2 separate regions of the Homo sapiens genome follow, and region 1 is linked to region 2. A link is a loop called in an ENCODE intact Hi-C map of the cell type or tissue named here. Cell type or tissue: heart right ventricle. All regions are shown on one strand. Links, peaks and the distances in the headings refer to the core of each region. The heading gives the core; the rest is flanking DNA. Region 1 overlaps ATP7B (ATPase copper transporting beta). Region 2 overlaps SUGT1 (SGT1 assembly cochaperone of MIS12 kinetochore complex).

Region 1 (5,387 bases), core at 284-5,283, 670 kb after region 2:
AGCAGGGAAGCCAGGGTCAGGTGTGAGGAAAGGGGAAGGTGCTAGAAAGAGGAGTTTGGACTTAATACTGTAGCCTAGGAAGGTGGCCCATGCCTTGGCTGTTCCACACGTCTCTTAGATTCTATGGGAGCAAAGGAGAAGCCACTGTGTTTACCCCAGACTTGCCTTCTTCCCACCCTCCCCGCTCATCTTGGTGTACTCATCACCATGTGCTCAATCTGCGAAACTGGAAATGGCATTGTCATCCTCAGGCCCCCACTTTTTGTCACCTGCTGTGATCCAGCAGTCACTGAGTTGGGAGGCCTCCTCGTTTGTTTAATCGTATTCTACTATTAAATTTTCTGCCCCTTGTAATCCCTCCTCTCCTGGGTCTTCATTCTTGTTTCTGCCCAAACTGTTTCCAGATCACAAATATGATTCTGTGAGTTCTCTCCTCAGAAACTCCTGGTGATTCTACACCACCCACAGGACAAAGTCTAGACTCTGCCCTTTCTAACCTGGCCCCAGCCCCCTTTTCTGGCTGTCTTCTGGGTCTGAGCCACCATCTAGAAATGGTTTGAATGGTGAAGTATTTCAATTTCATGGAGCTAACAGAATAGATTATTTAAAAGCATGTGGGACATATGATCCCAACATATTTTCCTTATTAGCTATTCATAGGCACAGCACAGAAGAAGCATTTATATTTATAATGATCTCATGTCACCAAGGAAAAGTTAAAATATGTTCAATAACTCACTTTAAAAGGCAGCGGAAAAATAGATGTCACTTATGGGGAATATTTTCACCCAGAATGACAAAATTTTTAAAAAATCTAATGCTCAAAGCGATGAGCTTCAGTTACCTGGAAAATCTACTTCTGATGCCCCATAAATGAAATGTCAGGTGGTCAGCAGGGCATGTGAGGCTCCTGATAGATCCTTTCAGGAAGGGAGAGACATAGATAAGCAAGACCTGAAGAATCACTAGAAAGCAATCACAGATGCACCTGATGTATTTACATGGGCTCCCATAGAGGCAGCTGCACAGCCCCACAGTGCTGGCCTCTGGCAGGGAGGCTAGGGTTGGGGCTCAAGGCCTTTAGCATCAAATATACCTTTCCTTTGATGAAAATGGGTTTGAATGACATTTCTTGGAAATTGAGGCAGGTTCTTTGTTTTTTGGCTGAGCACTTAGGAGATAAGAAACAAACCCAGACACATTTTGGAGGAGTTGGTTGCTCAGCGTGTGCTTTAGAAGTGATAGCAACCGCCACAAGTGTGGTAAGAAGCAGCAGGATAAAGCAGGCACGAAGGGGCTTTGGTGCATGGACCAGCCTTGGTGTTGCCTTTCCTCAAAGAGAACAGATCTCTCAGTCAGGAGTTCTTGGGGCAGGGATGACAGTGTTAATGGGGGAGGAAGCGTCACTGTGGGCAACCTATGAGGAGGCAGCCTTCAGTGACCTTGGGCATGTGTTCTGAGTGCCCTCACTGGGTGCACACCTTAGTGACCCCCTGCTGGTACATTCTGCTGTGAAGAATAACACGGAGAGACAGAGTGATCATTTTACCCTGAATTCAATTCCACACTCACTTGCAGCAGGAGGTATGGCTGGAATTAGTGGCTGTGGTGGAGCTGTTCCTGCCATGGGGGATGTGGTCTCTCCTTCTGGTCCCCGAGTGGTGGGGTGGGAATGGAGGCAGCGCTGCCCGACAGAGCAGGCTGCTGCTGGAATTACCACAGTGTCGTGTGTCTCCTCCTATTAATCCCCATGTGGAACAGCAGGTAGCCTGAGAAGCCTGAATTGTGCCTTAGTTCCTGGCCGTGGTGCTGCTTAAACAGATGAGCCTTGTTAGCCAGTTTGTGCAGTCAGTTCTTACTGAAGTCAAGCCTTTGGTCCAAGGGAAAACAAAGCTACAGGAAACATGGAACTTTCTTACACCTTCTTGAAAATACAAGTCATGTTGCCTAGGAAATACTTCTCTCACCAAGTATTCTGCACGCTGCCAACATTGGAGCTGTGGAAGAGGCAGCTGAAGCAATTCCAAGAAAGTGCTAGCAGTTTGGTAATAAAAGGAAGTGGCATATCTCTCCTGCCTCTAGACTGGGTTTCTAGGAGTGCACATGGCCAAAAGGAAACTGCTGCACTCTGGCAAGTGATTACATGTTGTGCTCATGGACACCTTGGCCGGGTGTCCAGTGTGCACTGGGTGAGGGTGTGCATGGGCTGTGTGCAAAGATCTGCAGTGCTGCACACAGTGTGTTGAGTGAGAGGGTGCCAAGTGCTGGGACGGTTGTAGATAAACAAAAGCAAATAGGTGCAGTACTGTGCAGCCTGCCCAAGTTCCCAAAGCTTGCTGCCAGGCTGAAGACTGCTGGCAGCCTCTCCTGGGCTGGGTCAGGAGTAGAAGGGTGTCTTCCCCTTGCTAATTAGGAGGACACTTCTAAAGCATTTCTCTCTAACACAACCAAATAGTCTGCTGAAGGTGAACTGCTTTAGTGAGGAGGGAAGCCGTGGCCGTGAACTCAGCGATAGAGAAAGCCAGGGGTGATGTGCCCCAGAGCCCCGAGCAGTCCTTCCTGGCAACTCTGAGTGACCAACATGTGACCCTGCTGTCTGTCCACAAGCAGTGGTCCTTTAGGAAGAGCCCTGGGGTTAGGCATTCAGCCAGGCCAGTGTCTACTGTGGAGGAAGGCACTCCACCGTCAGAGGAAGGAGAATTTCCACAGAGAGTTTTGAATGGAACCTGGGAAATGAGTTCCAGTCAGGTCAGTGCAATTGCAGATGGGCTAAAAAGCCTGGAAGGGCCTGGACCCATTTTAAAGATGGAGGTTTCTCTCCATGTCTCTTGTGTGGGATATTGGGGAGAGGTCTGGGGAGCGGAATGAGAGTGTGAATGTAGCACCTGGCAGGAGTCAAGCTGATTAATTACACCATGGCTTGGAAGTTTGGGTTTTGTTGCTTTTTATTTTCAGAATATTTTGTAAGACTCTATGAAGCAAAAGTTTTCCACAATGCAAGTCAAACAAAAATGAATCCTTCCTTCTTTTTACTAATATGTTTTATAGTGTATACCTTATTTTGTTAATCTGTACATTTTAACTAAACATTTTGAAAATGCTGCAAAATGAAGTTCCTTTTCTTAAGCAAGTTGAAGTTTTGTTACTCCAAAGGTTAGGTCATGTCCAAAAGTAAGACAGTATAACGTTTTGTAAAAATGGTGCCTTTTAGCAGCATTTCTGAGCAGACTGGTGGTGTGTACAGGGTCTTCTTCATTGACCTAGTCAGACGAAAATAAAAAACAACTTTTGAAGGCATTTACTAGTTAGATACAAAGGAAGGTTTCATAAGTACTTTGCTTCCTCTAAGACTTATTTTTGTGCTGTTCATTGGTTAAAGTCCCAAAGACTAAAGGAAATTTTGTGAAAAGAACTTTCAAATGTGCTATGCAAGAGATTTACATACGTTGAAATCACAGGGTACTTGGATATTGAAGACAGAAACTCCTTTTGAGTATTTAAAGATTCTGCATTTTGCTATCAGGTTTTTAACCAAGGATATAACTATGCTCGGAGGTATTTATTTTAAAATATTAAAAGTGTTTTTTGGTGTTCTGAATTTGTGGAAATTTCCAAGAGACTCCTTTAAAGTTTTTTCCTAGGCAAATTTAAAAATATGAAATGTAGAATTATTCAGTGGCTGCCCGTTTGGGTAGCTTCTACACAGAGGTTCGAGTGGTTTTAGGGGAGGGAAGTGAGGTGATAGATACAATTTTAATTACTTTGTTTTCTAAAGTAGTTTTATAAATTTCATTTTATGTCTCTTTAAACTGTATTAAGCCAGTAGCTAAACTAATGTGTTAAATCACTTAGAATTTTAAAGAGTGACAGAGCGTTTAATCTTTTAATCAGCCTTTTCATATGTTGCCGGTTTATACAATATACGGTGAACATTTATACTTTTAGCCATGTGTTTAAAATAGTGAAATACTAAATATGTTGGGGTGAAAATGCTTGAGGCATTTTTAAAAAATGTCCAAACTGTTACTTTACAATTTCCAGCCTATATCTGAAGTTTTGAGATATGACGTGTGCTGGTGATTTTTAAGGCCAGCACCAATCTGTGACTAGTGGGGCGACCTGAAGCTGACTAGGGGAGCCTCTTCAGAAAGGAGGGCTGGGGAAGAGGCCTTGGTGGAGGGGATCTGAGTGCAGACCCAACACAAGTTGTGGGACCTGGGCAGGTGAGTCTTGGACACTCTCCTTTAGATTCTTCATTGCAAAGTGGATGATAAATCCTGCCTCATATGATTGTGAAAGCACTTTGTAGATTATCATGCAAATGCAAAATAGTGTTACTTCTGCCAAAATTATGCTTTTTCAGAAGAATTTCCAACTCTGAGATATGTTTGATGTGTTGTCTGAAGGTCTGGACAGGACTGTGATAACCCAGTAATCTATCTGAGCACAGTTGCAACTCTATTTTTCCTTTGTTTGTTTTTTTCTAAGTTTTTTATTTTGGGACATGGTCTCTTGCTGATGCCGAGGCTGGAGTGCAGTGGCATGATCATGGCTCATAGCACCCTCGACCTTCCGGGTTCAAATGATTTTCCTGCCTCAGCCCCCTGAGTAGCTGCCACCACAGGTGCATGCCACCATTTCCAGTTTCTCTTTATTTGTAGAGATGTGGTCTCCCTATGTTGCCCAGGCTGGTCTCAAACTCCTGGGCTCAAATGATCCTCCTGCCTCCCCCTCCCAAAGTGCTGGGATTATAGATGTGAGCCACCGTGCCTGGCAGCTCTATTTTTTCTAAAGCTCTGATTATAAAAGTAACATATACTCTATATAAAAAACAAATTTACGATGGAACGAGGAGAATACAAAAAAGTATAAAGAAAAAGCAGTCGTTTTCCCAACAAATATGAATGTGTATACGTGTATGTATGTTTATGTTTACATAATGTATATTTTTAAAATAAATATGGGATCAAATTATACATACTATCTTATACTTTGCATTTCTTACTGAATATTTTGTGGACATTTCTGTATGTCAATATATATGTAAATCTGTATTATCTTTTTTTTTTTTTTTTTTTTTTTGAGACAGAGTCTTGCTCTGTCATCCAGGCTATAGAGTGCAGTGGCGTAATCTTGGCTCACTGCAACCTCCATCTCCTGGGTTCAAGTGATTCTCCTGCCTCAGCCTCCAGAGTAGCTGGGACTACAGGCACCTGACACCATACCTAGCTAATTTTTGTGTTTTTAGTAGAGATGAGGTTTCCCCATGTTGCCCAGGCTGGTCTCAAACTCCTGAGCTCAAGTGATCCACTCACCTCAGCCATCCAAAGTGCTGGGATTACAGGCGTGAACCACCCTGCCTGGCCTATATAATCATTTTTTATTGC
Region 2 (5,387 bases), core at 322-5,321:
AAATATTTGCTGAGTACCTACTCTGTGCCAGAAACAGTGCTGGTACATAAGGACACAGCCTCTGTTCTTCTTAAAGTAATTAATCAGGAGAGACATTCCCATAAACAAAAAGATTCCAGTATGTGTCAGGTGTAGTGACTGACCTATGTATCAGGAAATATCAGGTTATCTGAAAGGAAACATGCTAGAATGTCATCTGAGTGGTGAGTCTGAGTGATTACTTCCTAAACTCCTTTATCTTTTCCAGATTTTCTATGATAACGCATTTGCTGAGTTTACAGCCCGAATAAAAATCGAAATAACTAAAATAAAACAGTAAGAAAGGTACTGTAACATTTATTGAGCTCTTATTACATATCCTGCATGCTACATGCTTCACATATATCATCTTACTTAACGGAATCACCCTATTAAAAAAGATTGTTATCCATATTTTAGAGATGTGGGAGCCAAGATATGAAATAATTTGCTGTAAGCGCATTTTTCAGCTAGAATTTTAACTTATTTCCTAAGAAATAACCAGGGGTTGAGAATAACACAAAAACAATCAGTTGTATAGTTAGAAGAGTCACAAATAGGTGCCATTGGTTAGATATATGACCATAAGCAAGCAACTCAATCTCAGCGAGCCTCAGTTTCTCCTATAAAATGAGAACAGTAGGCCCTGACTCATTTAGGGTTCTCAAGAAGATTAAATGACACTATGTATGAAAAGAATAAAGAACCACGTCTGGCAAATAACAACAGAATGCTATTATCAATATCCTCAGCTAAAAAACCTGGGCAAATTATTGAACATCTCTGGGTTAAGTTTCTCTACCTGTAAACTAGGGATAAAAATACCTACACCATGCAGTAACTATGAGAATTACATGAGATAATTCATAGTACAGTGCCTGGAATGTGATAAAACAGTCAAAACACCTATTCTTATTCTCCACAGGTCAAACAAAATGGGACTGGCTAAATAAGCTACAGTACATGCATATGCCGAAATACTTTGCTGTTGAATATGTAAGGATGTGATAAAAATATCAACAAAATGTAGCTGTTTAAAAATTATGTAAAATTCTTTTAAAAATATATAAATATACATTACAAAATATATGAAAAGATAAGAATACATTCCAAGATCTACAATTTGTGATCTTTTTTTAAACTAATTCAGTTAAAAAAGAAATCTCACTATTATCACCACCACTGTACTAAAAAAGCAAAAGAAAACAATAATTTTAAAAACTCTCATATCTATGTATTCAGACAAGCAGAAGGAAGCATCATGCCCAGATACCCCATTCCATTATATTATCACCAGGATTTTTATTTAACATACATATATTCTTCTATGAACATTAAGCAATAGGATACGCTCTAAAACTTCTCAAAGTGGGAGAAGAGAAAAGGAGGCTATTTTGTTTCTAAGACAGACATTTTTATTTCTCACAATTCCAGGCCTTCGTATTTTATATTGTATAATCAGCAAAATTACTATGACTTAACTATGACTTAAGAATACAAGAACATTTCCACAAGGGCAAATTCACCCCAAAAGACTGAGAATTCTAATTCTTTTTTTTCTTTTGGAGACGGAGTCTCACTCAGTCACCCAGGCGGGAGTGCAGTGGCGCGACATGATCTCGGCTCACTGCAACCTCCGCCTCCCAGGTTCAAGCGATTCTCCTGCCTCAGTCTCCCGAGTAGCTGGGACTACAGGCACCCGTCACCACGTCCAGTTCATTTTTTGTATTTTTAGTAGAGACAGGTTTTCACCAAGTTGACCAGGCTGTTCTCGAACTCTTGACCTCAAGTGATCCGACCGCCTTGGCCTACCAAAGTGTTGGGATTACAGGCATGACCCACCGTGCCCGACTTGTGAATTCTAAATCTTAAAGGGAATGAAAATTAATTTTTAAAATGAGTATTTCACAATATGGGTGCCACTAAAGTCACAATTCTGAGACTGTGACCAGAGAATAGTGTCATGAAATCAACAAGATGAAAGACATATAGTTTCTTAATTTCTAAAAAATTAATAGGCTGACATTAAAGCTGATATTCAGTAAAAAGTAGCAATAACTATCAGAGATACTGAAAAAATATGAATCCTGGCTTGGAAAAACATATTGGATACTACACTGTAAAATAGTTAAGAAATGCTACTTCATTAATTTCAGGGTTTTACCTCTTACTACTTTCATCACAAATTACATATCACTCAAATAAATAATATTTAACCACTGGCTATACATGGATATGCAACATTCATTCAATCTTGAAGGTGGGAAAGAAAAGAGAATTCCCAAAAGCAAAGAAATCGCCCTTTTAAGCTGCAAATTTTACAGAATCTCTACTATTAAGCAGATTCTCCTCTGCAAAATGCGTCCTTTCTCAATTCACAAAGGTCCAAGATATCTCAACAATCAAGATATCTGAATACATGAAAAGCAAATTATTTTAGTACTGTTGTCTCTTAAGTGTCCACGAAGTAAGCCTCAGTAACCCAGATATTTTATTTTCAGTATTTTAATATTGTCTCCCTCTACTGTATGAAAAAGGAAATTCAAAGATTTTATCATTTATTTCCCTTAAGACATAATTAAGAAAACTTCTTTCAATTTGCTTCCCCCCAAATAGTTTAAGAGTTAGTAATCTAACAAGATTTTGTGTGTGCACATATATATATATATGGTATATAAAATACAGAGATTCCAGGGTCAGGACAAGAAAAATAATAATTCTTTAGGACACATCCTTAGAATCTAAGTTCTCCAATTCAAAACTTAGAAAAACCTAAGCAAAGATGCACTAGTTTGGTTGGCAATCAGAAGTGTATCTACGTCTCCTAGGCCAGGCTGAAGAATTTAGTTAACTAGGTAAACTTGGGGAAAGTATTTAAACTCCATTAACATGATTGTTTTTCCACCTGCAAAACTAAGAATAAACATTCTCTGCCAATGTCATGGGACTAAAACCAAAATCCAATTTTAATTCATTCACTGAACTAAGCACCCACTGTGCAATGTATGTGGTGAGGGCTGCCAAGTTTAGCAAATAAAATTATAGCATGAAACATATTTACATAATAAAAATTATTCATTGTTTATCTTAAATAGAAACTTAAATGAACATCTTGTAACTTTATCTGGGGACCCTAACTGGGGCACATACAAAGATACAAATAAAACATGCTTCTTATCCTCAAAGACTTACACAGAAACGAGGGACATGAAATGTATACATAAACTACTATATAAGGAAGAAAAGTCGTCACTTAGCATTTAAAGAGGAAGGGGCAGAAAAGGCAAACTGAGAACATAGTAGTATGGTTGAAGAATGGTTAAAATTAACAAATCCAAGACTCAAAAGAGAAAAAAGAATTGAGATAAGAGTGCTTAATTACATCCTCAACTCTAGCCACACATCTATGTATTTACCACACATGATATTCTTCCACTATAGGAGGTGGCTCAGTAATACAAGTTCTTAAGTCATTTATCATTAATTCACACTCAATTTAAATAACTCCAAATGGACATGCATTAACAATCTTTTTTTTTTTTTTTTTGAGACAGAGTCTCACTCTGTTGCCCAGGCTGGAGTGCAACGTAGTGATCTCAGCTCACTTGCATTAGCAATCTCGATAGACATATACCAAAAAAAGTCAAATTCATTATTTTATGAACTATATCCCTCTCAAATCTACCTATTTTGTGCTTGATTACTAAAAATTCTTTTATTAAACAAATTCTATACTATGTGGATAGGACCAGTGAGAGACCAAAATCCTGGTAAGATTTCATCCCTTTCCTCACTTTCTATTGTCCCAAGCAGCTATTTCAAAAATCTGCCTCATAATTAACCAGCTTTGTTCTTGACAATCTTCAAATAAGTAGGCAGATCCTTTTTAACTGGATGCAAAAAACTACTTCACTTTACACTTTCTTCTCCAACCCTCTGCAGCTGTGTCCTTTCTGCAGGCCCAATTATCATTCTTCACAACACAGGCCAACCCCGATCCTGTTCCACAACAGGAAACTTCACATGTCCTTAGAGCTTCAACCTAATAAATACTAACACAGTATGCTGCAGGACCTATGTATAAAAAAAGGAGTAATAGGCCAGGTGCAGTGGCTCACACCTGTAATCCCAGCAGTTTGGGAGGCCAAGGTGGGCAGATCACGTGGTCAGGAGATCAAGACCATCCTGGCCAATATGGTGAAACCCCATCTCTACAAAAATACAAAAATTAGCTGGGCGTGGCAGTACATGACTGTAATCCCAGCTACTCAGGAGGCTGAGGCAGGAGAATCACTTGAACCTGATTCAAGAAGGCGGAGGTTGCAGTGAGCTGAGATCACAGCACTGCACTCCACCCTGGCAACAGAGCTAGACTACATCTCAAAAACAAGGAAAAAAAAAAAAAGTAGTAATGGAAAAAGCCTACCTACATCATTTATTCCCATTAACTCATTTATCATATACCTTCACACAATTCTACAGCTGAAAGGACTCCAGAGTTCATTTGGTCCACAGCCCTCCTTTCAAAGGTGCTGAAAATTCAGTCTTATAGTCATTTTGTGCCTAGACTAAATACACAGGGCAAGCAAAGATCCAGAGTCAGATTTTTAAATTTTCAGTTTTTTTCCTACTAAATTACACTATTATCTACATCTTTTGAGTGATACTCTCTGAATATTAATTCTGTTGTATATCTCTACTTCTTTTAGAAACTATAAAGGAATCTAAAAATTACTCAAACTATAATTTACTCATTGTTCCCTCATAATAGAGTAATCTAAAATTCAGTTTAAAAAAAAAAGTCAGGAGTTGGAGACCTGCCTGGCCAATATGGTGAAACCCCATCTCTACTAAAAATACAAAAATTAAGCAGGGCGTGGTGGTGCATGCCTGTAGTCCCAGCTACTTGGGAGGCTGAAGCAGGAGAATCACTTGGATCCAGGAGGCAGAGGTTGCAGTGAGCCGAGATCACGCCACTGCACTCCAGCCTGGGCAACAAAGCAAGACTCCGTCTCAACAACAACAACAAAAAAAACAAAAGGCAGATTCATCTTTCTTGTAGTTTGTATTTTTAACTGCATGAGGTAGGGTGACAAAAGTATTTGTACATCAAAACAGACAAAACTGACAAGTTCAAGGGAAGAGACATTGTCAGTATCAAATCTTAAAGACAGGCTGATTATTGTATCTTTTTAAAAAAACCCCTTTATTGAAAAACATTATATCTGTCTTAGTAAATACACAAATGCCACACACTCTAAGTGGATTTTTATTCTTTACTGTACTAGAATTTGAGAGGTAAAATAACCCTTATACTCAAAAGTTATCATTCTTATTTTCTTGTCCCTGTTAAAGGGCTGAAAGAATCT

The links. Hi-C counts contacts between places; a loop is a spot of excess contacts. Peaks named below come from ENCODE experiments on the same cell type or tissue, not always from the same donor. Only the 100,000 strongest peaks of a DNase experiment are listed, where the experiment ranks them.
Region 1: it touches region 2 in a loop (24-fold over the local background); 1 of 110 quality-filtered maps calls a loop at or near these places.

What each region holds. Positions count from the first base shown.
Region 1 is chr13:51,992,675-51,998,061 of GRCh38, reverse strand. All of the region lies in intron 1 of ATP7B (ATPase copper transporting beta), which reads left to right. Among named protein-coding and RNA genes, the nearest start is that of ATP7B, 16 kb to the left of the region's middle. RefSeq lists a silencer at 1,735-2,029. In heart right ventricle, for the core only: no CTCF peak of the experiment used is centred there; a DNase peak (open chromatin) is centred at 2,227; H3K27ac peaks cover 1,700 bases.
Region 2 is chr13:52,667,009-52,672,395 of GRCh38, reverse strand. All of the region lies in intron 10 of SUGT1 (SGT1 assembly cochaperone of MIS12 kinetochore complex), which reads right to left. Among named protein-coding and RNA genes, the nearest start is that of SUGT1, 17 kb to the right of the region's middle. In heart right ventricle, for the core only: a CTCF peak has its summit at 2,537; no DNase peak of the experiment used is centred there.